Linked DNA regions of Mus musculus: region 1 is linked to region 2. Evidence: chromatin contacts called from ENCODE POLR2A ChIA-PET data. All regions are on one chromosome and are shown on one strand. The core of a region is the stretch at or near the end of the contact, and the rest is flanking DNA. Distances in the headings are between cores, read along the strand shown.

Region 1 (6,329 bases), core at 1,659-4,158, 120 kb before region 2:
GGGGAGAGGTGACCCTTCTGCCGGGTCCTACATCGAGGCTGGCAGGAGAGCTCCCGCCTTGGCTGTGGGCTCTTCCCTCCGTGTGGAGGTCCTTAGGGCTCTCATACTCCTCTATCATCAAGCATGGAGTGCAGGCATGGGCAAGGATGGGATTGTGCAGATGTGGAGCTTCTTAGGGGCTGTACAGGGCACGGCAGGCTCTGTATGCAAGAGCCCTACAGCTGCCTCTCTGGATGTGATTCCCAGATAAAGACCACCCAGGCTGCTTCTGGGGACGTGAATCTCAGTCTGGCCTGAGACACAACAACAAGTCTCCACTGCACTTGGGAGTTTATACTGGTCTGGGTCAGGACCTAAGGGAAGGAGGCAAGCTCCTGCATAGAGAAGCCTAAGCAAGGCCAGGTAGCCTAAGGGGGCAGGGCTGACCACACACACATACACACACCCAGGCCCAGTGAATGGGTCAGATCCTGGGCAGGTAAGGCTGACCCTCAATAGAGAAACACAACACACACTGAAGCCCAGCCTGGATCCAGAGTTACTTGGAGGAACTCAATGCAGGAGTCAGTCATCAGGTCCAAGTGCCAGCTTCCTGCCCAAGCCAGGGCCATACTGAGAGGCTCCCATCCTGTACCATTCCAGCAGCCCGAAGCCAACCCAACTCCTTAGCATATGTTGGGTGAGCTTCTCCCTCTGGCCATGAAGGGAAATCTGGGGAGGACCTGGCATCCTGAGGGCTCCTAACTCCTGACTTGCTGGACGCCAGCTTCATACTTGATCCTTGTTTCTTTCCATGGCTTCTGCTGTTGGAAAGGGTACTAGGGGCTCGGGGAGGTGGTGGGCCCAAGCTGCTCACCTTCAGCCTCCTGGCTTTGCTCCTCCTCTTACTGTTGATCCCCTTGTCACTCTGCTTGACGAACAGCATCCAAGCATCCCGGGGATCCACACTGTGTGCATGCGCAATGGTGGGTTCCTGGAACACAGATGGCCACAGTAGGTTTGCTTGGTAGCATCTTGCCCTTGTCACTTGTGTTTTCAGAGGTAGTGTCCGACCCATCCCCAGCCCATGGAGGAGGGAGCCCAGGCTGCAGGAAGGTAGGAGTGGGGCTCCAAAGCAGGTGCTCTGGGATGTATCTTCTTGCTTTTCCTTGAGTGTCACCGTCCTTTGACAGTCACTGGAACCCACAGTTGCTTAGGAGGTGACTATGAATATATGAATACTGGGTGACAACAGGTCATTTTGTCCCTCCCCACAGTCAGAAGTGTCAGGGAGACCAGCCTCAGGGCCACTGTGGTCACAGGGCATGGGGAGCAGTGGGGCAGAGGAGCCGGATGTCATGACTCTAGCTAGGCCTTTACTTTTCTCAGCTTTCTAAAACACTGGCCCAAGGATTCAAGCTCTGAGAGTGGCCTTGTTTCCTGGCAGAGGCCTTTGGCAAATAGGACAGTTAATAGGCCTCTAATGGTCTGGGTTCCATGTAGGGCTACCAGCTAGGAAAGGAATGAACCATTCAAGAGGCCTTAGAAGAAGTCAAGGGCACAGACTCCAGTGTCTGACAGAAAGACCCAGGATCTCAAAACTACCCAAACCGGGGTCTTGTGGGTCACAGGCCAGGCTGCTGTGTCAGGATGATGGAGGCTTCTATGCTTCTTGCTGTCTGATGCCCTCAGTGGACACTCACAGTGCAGTGCTTCCATTATAGGTCAGAACAGGTGTACTGACCCTTCCAGGGGACCGGTGGCCTGTGTACAGACTCGCACCACTGTCAACTTGAGGGCAGCACCGAAAATACATGGAGCCATGTTGGTCAGGGGCCCCAGGAGTTGGAGTGGGAGCTGGGTTCCAGCTATCAGGGAACTGGTGACACCTTGCCCCTCCCAAAGAGGGTTCAAGGCCAACATTCCACTGGGAAGGTCCAGCCTACTCCCCACTTCCTGGTGACTATGTCTGGACCTCATGAAAGTTTTGAAGGCTGATGGCTGGGGGTCAGGGGGAGGCTTCAGACAACAAGGACATGTTTACTCCCACCAAAGGAGGCAGAAATGGGATGGTGGAAGGACCCAGGGATGCCTTGCAGAGGGAGGTATTGTAACCATCTCCAGCTGTCTTAGTGGATGTTTTGTTGGCCCCTGGGGTGCTGAGAACTGAAGAGCGCGCTGGCCTGGGGTTTCCTTGTGCCTGGCCCACAGCATGAGCGATCAACTAGACCCTGAAATTCTTCCCTGAACTCTCACCAACAGGACTGACCAGCTCCAATGAAGGCTACCAATCCACCCTCCCCAGGCCTCTAGCCACACCCTCCCCAGCCTGCGTCTCCACCCCAGCAGTTCAGGTGGAGATCTTGGGAGGGATCGCAGGCAGAGCCTGGTTACATCACTCCTTTCCCAGACGCAGTCACCTAACAAAAAGGAACTAGATCTGGGAGCCCCGCTCTCTCACCAGTCTTCCAGTTTCACGAGGAGCAAGTTAACTGCATTTCACACCTTTCCCAATCTCTCCTACTGGCCTAGTGGAGTTCTGCCGCCAAAGCCACGGTACAGAGGACGCATCCACCCAACCCTGGGTCTCACAGAGCCCCTGAGAGCGACGTATCCCCAGTGTTGGACACTGCGCAGCAAGGGGTGCCACCTTCCCCACCGTCTTAGGGCCCCCCGGGACAGGAAGATGTGGGGCGCGGCTGCGTCTTACCGGCGGGCTGTTGGCTGGCGGGGCGGGCAGCTCGGCCCCGGGCGGCTGCGGGCGTGCATGAGTCCCCACGGGCTCCGCGGACTCAGGGACACCGAGGCCCATGGCGGCGAGTAGGCTGGCGCAGGCGAGCAGCGTGCGAGCTCCGACGGGGCGGCGGGTCGAGGCCATGCTGGCGGCGGCGGCGGCAGTAAAGAGCACGGCTGGTCAGGTCGGCGCCTTATAACGCGCTTGAATCCCCCGCCTCGCGCGCGCCGCCCTCGCTGCCGTCGCCCCCTCGCGGCTAGGGCACGCTCTGCAGGCACAGGGGACCCTGAGGAGGCGGGCGCCCGATCCGGTCCGTGCACGCCTCCACTTTGCTGCCTGTAGCCCAGGGTTAGCTTCTCTTCTCCTAGCCCTGCACCCGAGGCTTTCTAAGACACCCCCCCCTTTCTCTAAGGACACCCACTGCACCATTCTGCACGTCTTCTTAGGACCTCCCCCCGCCCCGGGTCTCTTCTTTTCTCATGGTTCCAGGCCTTAATGACAAGTTGAGTACCTGAGAATATGGCAGCCCTTATGGCTCCTCCTTTTCAAGCTGGGGAACCTGGAGCACTTTTAAGGTTTCCCTGCTCTTCCCCACCCCGGATGTATCTGCACAGCTGGCACCTCTCAGGCTCCAGCTACGGAGTCTGCTACTAGCAGCTACAGAGAACTGACCCAGTCTGGCTGAAAGGTCGGATCCCTCTGATGTCCTAAGCCAGGCAGATGGAGCTCAGACTGCTGCCCACTGCCCACCACGGAGCATTCAACCAGGACAGATGTGGCAAATCCTAAAGGATGAACTGCGAGGAGGCCTTTTCTGGGTGGTTCTCCTCCAGAGAGGCAGGCCTAGCTGCCTTGAGCTGCTGTCATTACATTGGCTGTAGATAAAGCAGCACACCTGGGTTTCTTTGTTTCTTTTTTTGTTTTGTTTTGTTTTGTTTTGTTTTTTGTTTTTTCCTTTGTTTGCTTGCTTGCTTGATTTGTTTTAATCTTAAATTGTGTGCGTCCAGGTGCCCTTAAAGGCTAGAAGAGGGAGTCCAAAGAAGGGACTTGATTTGGGAAGCATGACCCTAAGATATCAAGTGACCCTGCTCTGTTCACAGTGAGGGCCCCAGCTGGAGCGCTGACAACCAGATCTGTTGCCATGTGAAAGTAGTTATTTTCCCAAACAACGGACTGTCCTAGTGATGTCATGGGTTCTTCCAGAGGGCCCAGATCCAAATAGTTCTGGTACTGGCATGGCTTCCTGGACCCTAGCTCAAGGTAATGACGCGGTCCAGTTCAGGCGCATAGCCCCAGAGCTCTAGCCATTCAGGAAAGGTTCCCGCATGTTTGCAGGGTCCTGTTTGAAAGCAAGGTCCTCAGGAGGACAGGAGTGCATGGCAAAGCTCACAGGGCGCTAAGCATAGGGTCCACAGCCTCAAAGGAGTGGCATCTCTGATTCAGAAGTGGGACCCTTGAGTGTGGTGGTGCCTGGGTCTGAGTGAACATTCTGAGTGAGTCGGGCCCGGCAGGAGAGCAGCGAGTGACCTCCCTGTGCCTTCTTGCATGGCAGAAATCTAATCCTCATTCCTGGGACCTCATGTCATGGCCTTGACCCAGCTTCCCGGCAGTTCAATGAGCCAAGCTTTCTCCGTGTCCCTCTTTCTTCAAAGGAAGGCTGTAGGCTGATGAGGTCATGGGCATGAAATCTTCCCTTTACTCAAAGACAGTGGGAGCCTGCCTGAGGCTGACTGGCTGTGCGGCCTCAAGAGTACCTGCAGCTAGCAGTGGTGTCGTTAGCTATGTATGCCTTGAACGTGGATGGACCATCAGTACTCGGATCACGTGACTGTCCCTAACATACAAAGGAGGAAAATGAGGGATAGACCTTGGGAGAATCAAGGAGTCCCCAAACCAAGGCATATCCAGGCCCAGGTACCATGTCTTGCAGTCAGCAGCTCTGTAGGCCTTGAGTGCTCCTATGGGCTCTGAGTGCTCCTAGGGTGTGGTGGTCTAAGTAACAATGGCTGCCATAGGCCCATATATTAGAATGCTTAGTCATCGGGAATAGAACTGTTTGAAAGGATTAGAAGGATTAGGAGGTGCTGCCTTGTAGGGTGGACTTGAGGTTTCAAAGCCCATGCTGGGCCCAGTCTTTCTGGCCTGCAGCTCAGGATGTAGCTCAGATAAGCCCCAGCACCTCTTAAACCAGAAGCAATCCCCCAATTAAGTGCCTTTTTCTGTAAGAATTGCCTTGGTTGTGGCTGGAGAGATGGCTCAGCAGTTATGAGGACTGGCTGTTCTCTCCTGAGTTCCATTCTCAGCAACCACATGGTGGCTCACAACCATCTGTAAGGGGATCTGATGCCTTCTTCTGGTGTGTTTGAAGACAGCTACAGTATACTCATATACATTAAATAAGTAAGTAAATCATTAAAAAATATTGATTTGGTCCTGGTGTCTCTTCACAGCATTAGAACACTGAGACATGGGGGCTCAAGTACTCTCAGACTCTAAGTGCTCCTGAAGGCTCTGGGTGCTCCCGTAGGATCTGAGTGCTCTCCTGAGGGGTCGGAGGGATCTGAGGGATCTAAGTGCTCCCTCAGGCTCTGAGTGCTCCTGGAGGGTCTGGGGGCTCTCCTGAGGGATCTGGATGCTCCTGTAGGCTTTATGTGCTGTGGAGCACTCTATATTCTAACTAGAAGTCCTCACTAGCTTCAGATGTCCGAGTCCTTGTTTTCCTAGGGATTCTGGGATATGATTCTTGGGGTGCCTTGTGGCCATCCCCTGCATGACAGGAGGATCTCTTGAGTGTCTGGTGTGCTCCAGTCTCTGTGTGTTATGCTGGTGGCTGTCCCTCTTCCTGCTCACTTTGTGGCCCCACGGTGGCTTTAGAATACTCTGCCAGTGTTTTGTCTTCCCTCTCTATGTTCTGATTGCTTTGGTCAGAGGGTGGTTGTCAGGCTGCTAACAGGAGATGGGGACAGTAGAGTTAGGGACATTTCCACACACACACCCCCAGACACTGTAGCTAAATCTGTGTTCTCTCAGCATCTGCCTCTTCCCTGGTCTCTGGAAGCTGGTGGTGGTCAGGATGCCCTGTTGTTGCTAGCACCTAGGATCTCCACAGCTCACCTCCACCAGCTGGATACCCTTGAAGCTGGCCCCCAGTTGGAGACTTATTAGACTCCCAGCTCCCTAGCTGGAAGATCTTTCCTCTTGGAACACCAATTATGCCACTGACCCCAGAATGACCAGGTTAGGCACAATTCAGCAATGCTGAGAACCATGTGTCTCTCTCTACTCCAGGATTCCCCCACTCACACTCGCCCAGGGATGTGTGGCCTTTCTAACTCCCTTTTTCTTTCTTTCTTTTTCTTTTTCTTTTTGGTTTTTTGAGACAGGGTTTCTCTGTGTAGCTCTGGATGTCCTGGAACTTACTCTGTAGACCAGGCTGGCCTCAAACTCAGAAATCCACCTGCCTCTGCTTCCCAAGTGCTGGGATTAAAGGCGTGCACCACCACCACCTAGCCAACTCCCTTTTTCTGATTAAAGTCAGTGTCACTCTTTCAGCCTTTGCCTTTGGAAAGCCCTAGGATTGCATGCTCAGGGAAACACTATAGGACATCCCCCATGG
Region 2 (5,812 bases), core at 215-2,714:
CCACAAAGGGATCAAACAAAAAAAAAATTACTCAAACTATCAAAAGGGTAGAAGCTGCCTCAGAATTCTCGTTCCCTCCTCAACACGTCCCACCTCTGGAAAACCCCACTTTGACCCAAACTTCCCTTTGCTCGAAAATCACACTGTGACTAAGGCAGTATTTTGGGAACCGATCAGCTATTCTGAACAGCATGCTCAGTTTCCAACTCCACAAGTTGTATTTGGCCCAGTTAGTTCCTCCTCTGGGTGGGACCAACTTTTAGGGCATCCAAAGAGGACTGCAACTTGTTATTTACCAGTCTCATCAAGTCATGTTTATTCAGCATTCCTATGTGCTGTGCTGAAATCAGGCTGGTGTGACCTATGCAGGGCCAGTTGGCTCACAGTGAGGCTAACTCCTCACTGACAGCTCCAATCTAAGCCATTTAAGAGAACTAGGGGCCACTAGGGCCGTTTAACCTTCCAAGCTGAAAGAAACAGATCGGGACTTAAACCGTACAGCATGAGTGTCCAAGGGTATCTAACCTGCCAGGCTTACTGACTGACCACTTCTGGAGCTCATCTTTGATTTTGGGTACTGAATATCAAGTTAATTTTGTCCAGGTACTCCTGTTAATTCTGTTCCTGAAGCTCCCCACAATCACTATCCTTAATTTCCTATGACTCTGCCTACTGCCCAGCTCCCCACATTCGGCCCAAACAGCTAGGAAGCCTCGGCACCAGGCCCAGCCACCTCACTGTTTTTCAACACCACCCTGCTCATTTCTGGAACCTTCGGTTCAATCTGATAACCAGGTCTTGGGATGCCCTCTTTCCCTTCACCGCCAAGCCCGACTAGGTTCTTAAGGAGAGCAGATTTTTACCCACAGGCCAAGAGCCCCTCCGGGAAGCCTTCCCCAGCAACTCCAACCCACCGGCAGCGCCGAGGAGTGGGTCCAATGCCCACCGGAGACGGAGGAAACTGAGCCGGCCGAGGAGAAGGCCACACCCCGGGTGACACGCCGCGGAACCGGGTCAGGGACCGAACCGGGCCAGGCGGGCCGGCCGCCCCTCCTCCCCGCCGTCGCCGTGGCGGGCCGCGTCCACCTCCCGCTTCCCTTCAGGGGCAGCGGCCTCCCCGCCGCGGCCTCGGCCTCGGCCTCCCGGACGGCCCGAGCTCCGCACCGTGACCTTGCGGGCGGCGGCACGGGGTCCGCCTCGGCCCGGCCCTCTAGAGCCGCCGGGGCTCGCTGCCCGCCCAGCGCTTCCCGTCAGCCGCCGACCTCGCGGTCCGGCCTGGCGCTCGGCGACAGGAGCCTCGGCCTCAGTCCAGCCCGCGCGACCAGCTTACCTGAGCACCGCGAGTCAGGCGAGGCGAGCCGGCACCCAAAACCATGCCCGGCGGAGCAGCGGCACTGAGTCGCGCTGGCCTTCACAGCCGCACCGGCTCCCGGCGGCGAGACCGGAAGTGGCGGGGCGGGGACTGCGCCGTGACCGCAGTGGGCACTTTAAAAAAAAAATTCAAAGCTACAAAAGAACTTTATTGGCAGCTCCACTCGTGGACAGTCACAGGACATACACAGGTCAACTAGTCGGCCCTCGTTCATTGGTGAAGAGCACGGCCTGAGGGTGGGCCATGTGTCAAGACCTTTGCTGATTGGTCACCGAAGCGCAAGCATCCCCGACCGCCTAGCGGCCTTCCGGTTTGTTTCCATTCATTTAGCGGCTTGCTTCCCTAGGAATATCGTACTAGTGCAGTGCCTGCTGGTGGAGCTAAGTTCCTGTGCCCGGCACCATTCCTGAACGCAAAGAATCCGACCGGTTTGCAGCTGCGTTAAGGCCATGGGATAGTTAGAGGTGGCTGCTGGGTGTGAGGACACTCTTCCTGCTCCTTATTTTTTTAATTTCTCATATTCCTATATGCACTTTTAAAAATCTACTTCAGGCCGGGAGTTCCGGCGCATACCTCAGTCCCGGCGCTCAGAGACAAGAGGAAGGCCTGGTCTACATAGTGAATTCCAGGACAGCCAGAGATATGTAGAGAGACCCTACCTCCTGAGGCCTTGGGGTTCCATGTGCAGCATCCTACTTGCAGCTCGTGTGGTATGCATTCTCAGTCCCTGTGGGACTGGAGATAGCCTACTTTGGGAGAGAATTCGGCAAGACTCCTAGAGAGGTAGGGCCTTGGAAAGAGGATATTTTCTGTGGAAAAGAACAAGGAGCGTCAGGTTTCCAGTGATTTTCTTAGCAATTCTGGGGAATGAATCTCAGGAGGTCTCACATGCAAAGCACTACCTTTGAGCTACCCGCCCCCTCCCCCCGCCTCCCCCCCCCCCCCGTCTCCCCCCTCCCCCCACACCCTAGACCCTAAGATTTCTTTTGAAATGAGGCACTTGGGTTCAGGGAGTAAAGCGTTTGTCAGCATGAGGACCTGTTTCCAAACTCGGGAAGATGTGAGGCAGAGGAGTCCTCAGATTAGGACCAAGTACCCTGACTTCCATTGAGGGGAAGAGATCCCCCGCAGAGCTGGGTTGCACATAGGAGTTGGAGGCCAGCCTAGATAACATAGAGTTCCAAACAAGCCAAGGTTACTCAATGAGATCCTGTAAACACAAACAAACAAAAAAGTGGAAGAAAGTTATCCTTTGACCACCCCATGTGGCACATGGCTACACACGCTCAAGCTTCCATCAGATACACACTCCTGCACAGATAGAAAGGGTAAAAGGCAGCCAGGCCTAGTGGTACACGGCTTTAATTCTAGCATTTGGGGAAGCAGAGGCAGACCTGCCAGACTGGTCTACATAGTGAATTCCTGGGCAACCTGAGCTACATAGTGAGATCCTGTCTCAATAAACAAACAAATAAGGCTTTTGATCTAAGGGAGGTTGCAAACACAGAAGAGATGGTACTGGTATTAATCAGCGTCCTCTAGAGTCACAGAGCTTATGGAATGTCTCTCTATATTAAGGGATTTTCATTGTGATCCAGATCAGAAACTTGTGTCTTCCAGCCTTAACATCTGGATCACGGGTGTGTCCTCCAATTTTGATTGTAGTTCATTCCAGATATAGTCAAGTTGATAACCAGGAATAGCCATTATAGTACTCAAGTGAACTCTTTATGACAAGCTGCCTCATTCTTTCAGGAAAACACCTTTGCTCAGCTAACGCTTGTCTTGTTTTCCTAAGCTTAAACAGCACTTTCTTACGGCTCCTCACCCCGGCACCCCCTCTTGCTCTCCCCGCTCTTCTTTGGACCCATGGCAGGTGTTCAGAACCAGTGTTATTGGGCAAGTACTGCATGAGTTTGTGCAAAGTTCTGGTGAGAAAAGATAAGGGCTTGAAGAGGCAGATACAGCTGGAACAGCTGAACCAATACGCCTGACTCTCAACATTGCAAAGAGATGAGTCACTTCTAGGTCCATTTCATAAGGGAGCCTCATGTGTTCACCTAAGACTTACCAAGAGCCTACTGGTTTATATAGTCCTCACAACAGCCCTAGTTAACAGTTTTCTGTTAGCTCCAGCTTTCAGGAAGCACAGAAGTATTTTGCCCAGCATGACTGAACTTGAATGTGAATCCAGCCCATCTGTCTCTGGCATTCAGTCCCAGAGACAGGCTACTAATGAACAGCAAGGAAAGAGACAAATGACTCTTAGAGACAGATTGAATGGATCTCTGTGGGTTCAAGGGCAGTCTGGTCTACAGAGTGAGTTCCAGGACATCAAGGGGGGTACACAGAGAAACCCTGTCTCAAAACAAAACAAGCAAAGAAACAAACAAAACAAATAAGAAACCAAAAAAGCAAGCAAACAAACAAAAAAACCCAAAGCAACAATGTCAACAACCCCATCAGCAGCAGCATAACAGCCATGCCACCTTTCACAGTTTAGCTCTCTCACTCTCTCACACAGTTTAGTGAAGGACTTCTGTTTCTTAGGGGTGGGGAGTGACTAGCAGACTGCTTTAAAAGCATGCTTGTCAAGCTGGGCGTGGTGGCATATGCCTTTAATCCCACTTGGGATTAAAGCACTTGGGAGGCAGAGGCAGGTGGATTTCTGAGTTCAAGGCCAGCCTGGTCTACAAAGTGAGTTCCAGGACAGCCAGGGCTATACAGAGAAACCCTGTCTCGAAAAACCAAAAAAAAAAAAAAAAAAAAAAAAAAAAAAAAGCATGCTCGTCATATACTCTGGATCCTTGGGATATGTTGGTTTACTGGAGAAATGGGCTTTGCAAATTTGAATAAATTGAGGCCCCTGAATTGGGTTTGTCTTGAATTTTTCAAGTGAGTCTACTGTAACTTCAAAGGTCCTCATGTGACAGAGGCTGTCAGTCAGGGCAGCAGGGGGAGATGTGAAGATGTAAGCATAGTTGTTGCGGTAATTCTCCAGCCCAAATAACACCCGGCAATGAAAACATGACTCAATTAATATGAATACATGCTGTGTGCCTAGATTGAGCAGATCTAGCGCTACACTACCATCTTCCACACCTACGAGACCCCTTAGAACTTGCGGTTTCTCCAGGCTTCCGCTTCACTTTTCTTCTTCTTCTTCTTCTTCCTCCTCCTCCTCTTCATCCTTTCCCTCTCTCCCAACCTTCTGCTCCACCTTCCCTTTATCTGCCCAATCGTCAGCTCTCCCTTATTTTACAAATTAAGGGAGGAAGCAGGTTTACATGAAATCACTTGGTTACTGATCCTTGTTCACAACCCCTCCCAGGAGAACAGAATTAACATCAAATATAATCAGCCCCAGGGCTATCTGCAACACAGAGTTGAGCAATTTAAGGGGCATAAGAAGGACACATGCTCCACTAGGTTCATAGCAGCCTTATTTATAATAGCCAGAAGCTAGAAAGAACCCAGATGCCCCTCAACAGAGGAATAGATACAGAAAATAAAATAAAATTAAATTAAAAAAAGAAAAAAATATATACATTTACTTCTCAGTGTTATGCTTTTAGCCTACACCCTGTCTTAGTCAGGGTTTCTATTCCTGCACAAACATCATGACCAAGAAGCAAGCTGGGGAGGAAAGGGTTTATTCGGCTTACACTTCCATACTGCTGTTCATCACCAAGGAAGTCAGAACTGGAACTCAAGCAGGTCAGGAAGCAGGAGCTGATGCAGAGGCCATGGAGGGATGTTCTTTACTGGCTTGCCTCCCCTGGCTTGCTCAGCCTGCTCTCTTATAGAACCCAAGACTACCAGCCCAGAGATGGTCCCACCCACAAGGGGCCTTTCCCCCTTGATCACTAATTGAGAAAATGCCTTACAGTTGGATCTCATGAAGGCATTTCCTCAACTGAAGCTCCTTTTTCTCTGTGATAGGTAGCTTCTAGAAGCTAAATCAGAAGGAACTTGGCTCTCGGATGCTGTGGCCTGAGTTGTGTGTTCTCCAAACACTGAAGTTCCAACTCCATATCCTCATAATAACGGGACTTTGTGTGGGATTTCCTTTGAACACAGGGCCTTTGGGGTTGAGATGGGAGGTAAATACTTCCATGAACAAAATAGGAACATGAATTCTCATCCCTGGTTCTGAGTATTTGAAACTCTCCCAGATGTATCTACATAGTCTACATCTCTATGTAACCTCTAGGGGTCTTCCACTGTCACTGGGGATGGAGGGACTGAGGAGAAGGGACAACTCAGATACAGCAATCCCTCCCTAACTAAAGCTGCACAAGCAGGACTGACATTAGGGTGCAGCTCAGGTGGCATCCATGAAGAGGAGCAGCCACCACTCAGACCAATGTGCTGGCATCAGGAGACTCAGCACAACCACCTAGAAAGTTGCTATCAGCTTCCTGATGCTGTGAGCCAAAT

The links. ChIA-PET counts read pairs that join two places held with the same protein, here RNA polymerase II (POLR2A).
Region 1: POLR2A ChIA-PET joins it to region 2 with 10 read pairs in embryonic stem cell. The contact joins the promoter of Erfe here to the promoter of Ube2f in region 2. POLR2A ChIA-PET finds 5 or more read pairs at or near these places in 2 of 5 experiments (Patski and embryonic stem cell).

What each region holds. Positions count from the first base shown.
Region 1 is chr1:91,363,009-91,369,337 of GRCm38, reverse strand. It overlaps Erfe (erythroferrone), which reads right to left and starts at 2,908. Exons shown (of 8, transcript NM_173395.2): 1 at 2,690-2,908; 2 at 857-973. The coding sequence starts at 2,857.
Region 2 is chr1:91,245,956-91,251,767 of GRCm38, reverse strand. It overlaps Ube2f (ubiquitin-conjugating enzyme E2F (putative)), which reads right to left and starts at 1,464. Exons shown (of 10, transcript NM_026454.4): 1 at 1,331-1,464.